Linked DNA regions of Mus musculus: region 2 is linked to region 1. Evidence: chromatin contacts called from ENCODE Hi-C or POLR2A ChIA-PET data. All regions are on one chromosome and are shown on one strand. The core of a region is the stretch at or near the end of the contact, and the rest is flanking DNA. Distances in the headings are between cores, read along the strand shown. Region 1 has its middle 21 kb from the start of Mir1929. Region 2 holds the start of Prdm1 (PR domain containing 1, with ZNF domain).

What was found. A loop is a pair of places that touch in the nucleus more often than their neighbours do. ChIA-PET counts read pairs that join two places held with the same protein, here RNA polymerase II (POLR2A).
Region 2: a map of T-helper 1 cell shows a loop between it and region 1 (2.9-fold over the local background). The contact joins the promoter of Prdm1 here to the enhancer-like site in region 1. A Hi-C loop is called at or near these places in 9 of 37 maps with a recorded cell type or tissue (CH12.LX, T-helper 1 cell, T-helper 17 cell and 5 more). POLR2A ChIA-PET finds 5 or more read pairs at or near these places in 2 of 5 experiments (both embryonic stem cell).

What each region holds. Positions count from the first base shown.
Region 1 is chr10:44,378,931-44,382,505 of GRCm38, reverse strand. No RefSeq gene overlaps it. Among named protein-coding and RNA genes, the nearest start is that of Mir1929, 21 kb to the right of the region's middle. Within about 2 kb of position 1,850, at least 1 of the 3 ENCODE cell types and tissues checked has a DNase peak (open chromatin) inside an H3K27ac peak, as active enhancers do; it is heart, where a contact is called at or near this core.
Region 2 is chr10:44,456,666-44,460,506 of GRCm38, reverse strand. Prdm1 (PR domain containing 1, with ZNF domain) reads left to right here and starts at 1,759. Exons shown (of 7, transcript NM_007548.4): 1 at 1,759-2,040; 2 at 3,637-3,841. The coding sequence starts at 1,999.

The sequences.
Region 1 (3,575 bases), core at 601-3,100:
TCTCTCTCTCTTTCCTTCTTTCTTTCTTTCTTTCTTTCTTTCTTTCAATTTTATGTGCATTGGTGTTTTGCCTACATTATGTATTTGGAAGGGTGTTTGATCTCCTGGACCTGGAGTTATAAACAGTTGTGAGCTGCCATGTGGGCACTGAGAATTGAACCTGGGTCTTCTGGAGTTGCTCCCAGTGTTCTTAACTGCTGAGCCACCTCTTCAGCCCCTAGAAATAGTTCTTTTCAAATTGTGTTTTGAAACTGCATTCCTATGTAGGAAGATCTCTGCTGTATTTTCCCTTTTCTTCAGACCATCTTTGCATAGTCCATAAACATCAATACTTTCTCAGTACCCGAACTGGGCCTCTGAGGCCACTTCGAGGTCTTTACGGACCAGCAGCCTCATGCTTTGTGGCTGCTCTCTTGCAGGTGTCGTGGGAGGGTGCGCCCATGGGAGGTGGCTTCGTTTCGCTTACCACTGTCACAGAATACCAGAACCGGTCGGTACCGGATAGTGAACCGACTATGTCTCTGCTCAGGGTTCTAGGCAAGTTCGAGACTGAGGGGTGGCAGCTGCCGAGGGCCTTTGTGTCCAGCATCCTACAGCAGAACAGAGAGGAACGTGGCTGGAGGCCCCTTTTTTGAGCATCCGTTCTGTTCTAAACAGCTTAATCACCTTTAACTGGGCCCCAGCGCCGGACCGGCCCTGCTGTGTTGGGAGTGAAGCTTCTCCACTCAGTGGAACCATGACTGTGAATTTTAACCACTTGCACCTGAAAAAAAAAAAAAAAAAAAAAAAAAAGGAAGAGGATGCTGGATTAGGTGCAGTTCCTTTCTGGGACTTGGAACGTTGCCAGGAGCCTTGGCTCACTTTCCTGTCAGCCAGCCTCTCTGGCTCTGCAGACAGGCCAGGGCAGGAGATGCCTGTAGAGACCTGTAGGCAGACAGCTCAATGCAAAGATCACTTTCACTGTGTTGGCTGGGTGCTGGCTGCAAGCAGAGCCCCGGGCTGCTGCCAAGGGTTAAGGTAGCAAACCAGCAGTAAACGGAGTGCTTGGCAGAAGCCCAGCCTCTGAGACAGAGACAGGCTTAATTTCCATCCTTGGTCACAGTTGCAAAGGGACATTGCCACTCAGATCAACAAATCTGGTTTGCATGTGAGACATACAAACCATTCTTTGCATTGTGAAACAGAGTCTAAGAAGGTCCTATTCCCGGAAACCTCGAGGTGCCTCCCCTCCCAACTCTTAACATCCAGGTTACTCTAGCTGCTCTGAGTGAACCCTGACCTTTGAAAGGGGGGTATAATGCCTCCGAGAAACCCCAGGCCTGACTTCAAGCAGATCTTTATATAAGAACTGATTGCACAAGCCTGCATGTGTGGGGCTGAGGGAAGAAAAAGGGAAGAGTGCTTTCTGTGTATGACTGAGACCCTGCTATTCGTTTGACTTGGATGTTTCAGCTGAGCTCTGTCGATTATGAAGATAGTCATATATGTCAGTACTAGAAACCTCCGCTCGCAGTTGTACGAGCAGCTGCCCCATCCTCCCGCTCTAGCCTTGCCCTCCTCTGCAGTGAGCAGGAAGCAGAGACTCAGAGAGAGTTGGGCCTTGGCAGCTGGGAAGTGGTGGGGCATCAATTCTGCCCTCATAGCGAAGGGCAAGAGTGCTGGTCACATGGAATCCGGAGATGGCTGTGTAATGTGGGAGACGCTGAGTTCCATGTTCCCACACTGTAAGTCATGATGACACTGTTAAAAATGACGGGTGGGCGGCGGAAAGTGAAAGAAAAAGAACAAGAGGGAACAGAAACCGACCAGACGCACAGAGGATCAGGCGAGTGTAAGGAGGAAGGCACGAAGACAGGCTGGGGGAGGGGTAGCCTGGAAGTCAGTCAGGGAAAGGGGAAGGCAGGCAAAGGAGACTGGGTAGGAGGAAGAAACCAGACAAAGAGGATTGCGATGAGGTAGACACAGAGACAAGACCTTCTCCTTGAAAAAAAAAAATGTCCTTTTCCAGCCGAGGGTGGAGGCCAACCACGCCCCAACCCCTGCCTGACACGTCACTTTCAGACCCCGGCTGCAGGGCCAGCCGGAGAAGTCCCTCACCTTAAATCTGTCTCTGCTTGTTGAAGAAGGCCCGAATTGAGATGGAAGGAGTTTGTGAGACTTTCTGGAAATAACAGAGGAGAAAAGTAGAGAGCCATGTGCTTGGCAGAACCCTCTCGAGAGTCCTCAGACAGGCTGCGCCCGTTCTGCCCTTCACCTCAGGAGTGGTACCAAGCTCTCTGGCTTTGGTCTCCAGAAATCTGCAATCTGGGAGGGATCAAAGGTCCATATGGAGAGCGCTGAACAGCCACGCTGTTGCGCAGACAGTGAACACAGGCAGAAAATACCAATGGAAGATGAATGAGAGAAAAAGATGAATGAGATGAACGAGACCTTTAAAAAGATGAATGACCTTTTAAATGGACAATGGCTTTCTTGACAATGTCACAGAATTTTCTTAACTGTGGGGGAATTAGGGTAAACAATTTGGTCAACTATGGAAACATGGACAACTGGACCAAGAAGGTCCAGTGTGTGGGCTTGAGAACAGCATAGCAGAGCCAAAGCAGAGAATCCCATCACTAAAGCCAATCTCCAGGTGAGCTGGCTCAACAGAAGTATGGCATTGACCTTTAAAAAGTTTTTAAAATTAGCACTCCCCAGAAGTTATACTTATCATTAAAAAGCAACAAACATTGCCTAGACAACTCTGGCACAGGCCAGCTTGCAAGAGGGCCAGGCTTAGCCTCATCTGTCAGGTCGGACAGACACAGACTTCAGAGGACAGCTTGAGATCAAAGGTTGCAGGAAAAACTGAAGATGATGGAGGGTAGGCAGACACTGAAGGAGACTGAGGTGGTGGTGGTGGTGGTGTGTGTGTGTGTGTGTGTGTGTGTGTGTGTGTGTTTGTGAGAGTGTTTGTGTGTCTCTGTGTGAGTATGTCTGTTTGAGTGTATCTCTATGTGTGTGTGTGTGTCAGTGTGTATGTGTGTCAGTATCTGTGTATCAGTGTGCATGTATGTGAATGTGTGTTAGTGTGTCTGTGTGTGTCACTGTGTATATCTGTGTGAGTGTGTGAGAGTGTATCTGTGTGTATGTGTGTGTTTGTGTGTATCTGTGTCTGTGTGTGTCAGTGTATTTTGGGAGTGAGGTGAGGATATTCAACATGTAGTTGACAAGAACATGAAGCAAGGACAATGACAACCAAACGTTATGGATTTGTTTGGTTTTTCAAGACAGGGTCTCATGTATGCCAAGTTGGCCTTAAACTTGGCCTCGGCTACAGAGCCTCCCAAAACGGGATCACAGGTAGAAGAAGCCATAGCACCTTGTTTTATGTGGTGCTGGGAATGGAACCCAGAGCTTTATGAATGCCAAGCAAGCACATACCAACTGAGTTACATCCTCTGCCTAGAACAACCAGCATTTATGGGGTACAAACTGCCAGGTGCTTTCTCAAGCATTTTGTATGTTACTTGTTCACATAAACTCTTCTATTGTCCTATGAGGCATTTCCTGTTAACTGTATTTTATACACA
Region 2 (3,841 bases), core at 510-3,009, 78 kb before region 1:
CCTCTGCAGGAGGCTGGATTTCTTTTGTTTAATTATCACTTGGACCTTTCTGAGAACTCTTAAGAATTGTTCATTCGGGTTTTTTTGTTTTGTTTTGGTTTGGTTTTTTTGGGTTTTTTTTTTTTTTTTTTTTTTGGTTTTTGGAGACAGGGTTTCTCTGTATATAGCCCTGGCACAAGAGCAAGCTAACAGCCTGTTTCTTCTTGGTGCTAGCGCCCCCTCTGGCAGAAAATGAAATAACAGGTGGACCTACAACCCCCCCCCCCCCCCCCAGTGTATTCTACTCTTGTCCCCGGTATAAATTTGATTGTTCCGAACTACATAAATTGTAGAAGGATTTTTTAGATGCACATATCATTTTCTGTGATACCTTCCACACACCCCTCCCCCCCAAAAAAATTTTTCTGGGAAAGTTTCTTGAAAGGAAAACAGAAGAACAAGCCTGTCTTTATGATTGAGTTGGGCTTTTGTTTTGCTGTGTTTCATTTCTTCCTGTAAACAAATACTCAAATGTCCACTTCATTGTATGACTAAGTTGGTATCATTAGGTTGGGTCTGGGTGTGTGAATGTGGGTGTGGATCTGGATGTGGGTGGGTGTGTATGCCCCGTGTGTTTAGAATACTAGAAAAGATACCACATCGTAAACTTTTGGGAGAGATGATTTTTAAAAATGGGGGTGGGGGTGAGGGGAACCTGCGATGAGGCAAGCAAGATAAGGGGAAGACTTGAGTTTCTGTGATCTAAAAAGTCGCTGTGATGGGATGCTGGCTATAAATGGGCCCTTAGCAGCATTGTTTCTGTGAATTGGAGGATCCCTGCTGAAGGCAAAAGACCATTGAAGGAAGTACCGCATCTGGTTTGTTTTGTAATGAGAAGCAGGAATGCAAGGTCCACGCTCTTAATAATAAACAAACAGGACATTGTATGCCATCATCACAGGATGTCCTTCCTTCTCCAGAAGACAGACTGGGGCTGAAGGAAAAGCCGGCCAGGCTCAGAACGAGCCCCACTAATTACTGCCTCCAACAGCTTTCCACTCACTGCCCCCAGCCCAACATCCCCTTTTTAACTGGGAAGCATTCCTACTCTCCATTGTACGCACACGCTCGGAAGCCTGGCTGTGGGTTTGGGCATGAGAGGCAGGGACAACAAAACCAGTATATATGATTATAACTTTTTCCTGTTTCCCTATTTCCAAATGGTCGAAAGGAGGAAGTTAGGTCTACCTAAGCTGAATGTATTCAGTTAGCAGGAGAAATGAAATCCTATACGTTTAATACTAGAGGAGAACCGCCTTAGAATATTTATTTCATTGGCAATGACTCCAGGACTACACAGCGAAATTGTATTGCATGTGCTGCCAAAATACTTTAGCTCTTTCCTTCGAAGTACGTCGGATCCTGTAATTGAGACACCGAGTTTAGGTGACTAGGGTTTTCTTTTGAGGAGGAGTCCCCCACCCCGCCCCGCTCTGCCGCGACAGGAAGCTAGCGATCCGGAGGACTTAGAATACAATCGTAGTGTGGGTAAACATGGAGGGCAAGCGCCTGCAAAGGGAAGTAAGAAGATTCCCAGTCCTTGTTGAAATCCATTTGCAAACAGAGGAAGCTGCCGCGGGTCGCAGTCGGTGGGGGGAAGCCCTGAACCCCACGCTGCACGGCTGGGCTGGCCAGGTGCGGCCACGCCCCCATCGCGGCGGCTGGTAGGAGTGAATCAGACCGTCAGTATTGGTAAAGAAGTCTGCGGCAGGGCAGGGAGGGGGAAGAGTAGTCAGTCGCTCGCTCACTCGCTCGCTCGCACAGACACTGCTGCAGTGACACTCGGCCCTCCAGTGTCGCGGAGACGCAAGAGCAGCGCGCAGCACCTGTCCGCCCGGAGCGAGCCCGGCCCGCGGCCGTAGAAAAGGAGGGACCGCCGAGGTGCGCGTCAGTACTGCTCAGCCCGGCAGGGACGCGGGAGGATGTGGACTGGGTGGACATGAGAGAGGCTTATCTCAGATGTTGGATCTTCTCTTGGAAAAACGTGTGGGTACGACCTTGGTAAGGAACCAGATTCTGTCTTTAATACGATTTGAAACCTTTTATCCCTTTTTCTTTCTTCCTTTTTTTTTTAACTTTTCTTTTCTCCCCCCTCCCCCTTTTAAAAAAAAAAAAAGAATGAAGCCTCAGTAGAAACCAGCGCTTCTGTTTTAGTACGCGGAGCACTGTCAAACATTTAGAAGACTTTTTTCCTCCGTATGAATCATTAACCCTTTCAGTTCTAGACATAATTGTCAATTCACTGAAATTTCAGTAGTGGTTCTTGTCCGCTTCGCCACTCGCTGCCTTTACATTACTGTAACTATCCCGGGTTGACTTAGGTTTTCACTTGTATTTAACATCGTTTGTTCCACATGACCTTACATGTTGGAACTAAATAAGAATGAGATAGTTTAAGTTGTACCCGGGACAAGGACAAGTAAGCATCTTTCCCCTTCTCGGAGCGTCCTATCTAGGGACGAATTGTAAAGACCAGCTCCGGAGAGGGACTCCCGCTGTACTGTGTTTACATTTTCACAAGCGCGCGTTCTAACATGGTTATCCTTATTCCTAATTTTTATCTGCGGCGTCTATGTGGGAATACGTTGCAGAGGCTGTTTTATCTTTCTTGCTTTTCCTCTTTGGAAAGGACTTTTTCCGAGGGCAGATAAGAGGAGGATCCCCAAGTCTTCTGTATAACTTTAGTTACAGTAAACTGTGCCACTTCAGTGACTTCTGGGAATTCATGCACTTTCACATTTAAATAGAAAGTGCTATTTGTGGCTGAGGGCTCCTAAAGGAATTCTCTTCAGGGAATTCTATTGACTTTTTTTTTAATATGTTTTGTTTTTAATTTTTCTATCTGGCTCGAGATGCCCACGGATTAAAAAAACAAACAAAACTGCTGGGTGTTTCCCTCTTCCCCAATTTTTCTTTTCCTGTGGTCCATGGGAGCTCGGGAAGGCTGGTACTCAAGGATGCTGGCAGGATGCAACCCCTCTCAGGCTTGCCTGCTGGAGGATGAAAGAGACTGAACGCGCGCGCGCGCGCGGCAGAGGGAGGGGACCTAGTTGTTTTGAAAGTTGCTTCGCTAGGGAGCTGGTGGGAAAGTTCAGTTTTCCCCATTTGGAAAAGGCAGACTGGGTTCCGCTCCTGCACCACACGTGTTTTCCATTTTTAGCTTCATTCAGACGCAGGCAGCGCCCCTGCCTCTTCCTCCCCTTGTTTGTGACACTTCTCTGAGACAGCTTTTCCACAGCTCTGAGGGTCTGGCGGCCATGACCCCGGGCGTCCCGGGACACAGGACGCAGCAGCGCCCACAACACATTTCTGCCTTGAGTGATAAAGCCAAGGATTGTTCAAAGGTAGCTGTTCTTTCTCTCCCGATGAGGTTAACATATACATATACGCTTTTTTTTTTTTTTTCAGCCAAAGGCTGCATTTTAAAACCGTGCTTCTTCAAGGCAGTCTACTTTACACGGCTTTGGACTCTTACTCAACTGTACAAGTACTCCAAGCTTTTAAAGTCTTCAGAGCACCGTGTTAGTCATAGCCTCTAAGAGGGAGGCACAGGAGCGCCGGACAATGGGGATTAAAAGCCTTTCCCTTCTCTTCCAGGCTGCCCCCAAGTCTAGCTCCGGCTCCGTGAAGTTTCAAGGACTGGCAGAGACTGGGATCATGAAAATGGACATGGAGGACGCTGATATGACTTTGTGGACAGAGGCCGAGTTTGAAGAGAAGTGTACATACATAGTGAACGACCACCCCTGGGATTCCGGCGCTGACGGGGGTACTTCTGTTCAAGCCGAGGCATCCTTACCAA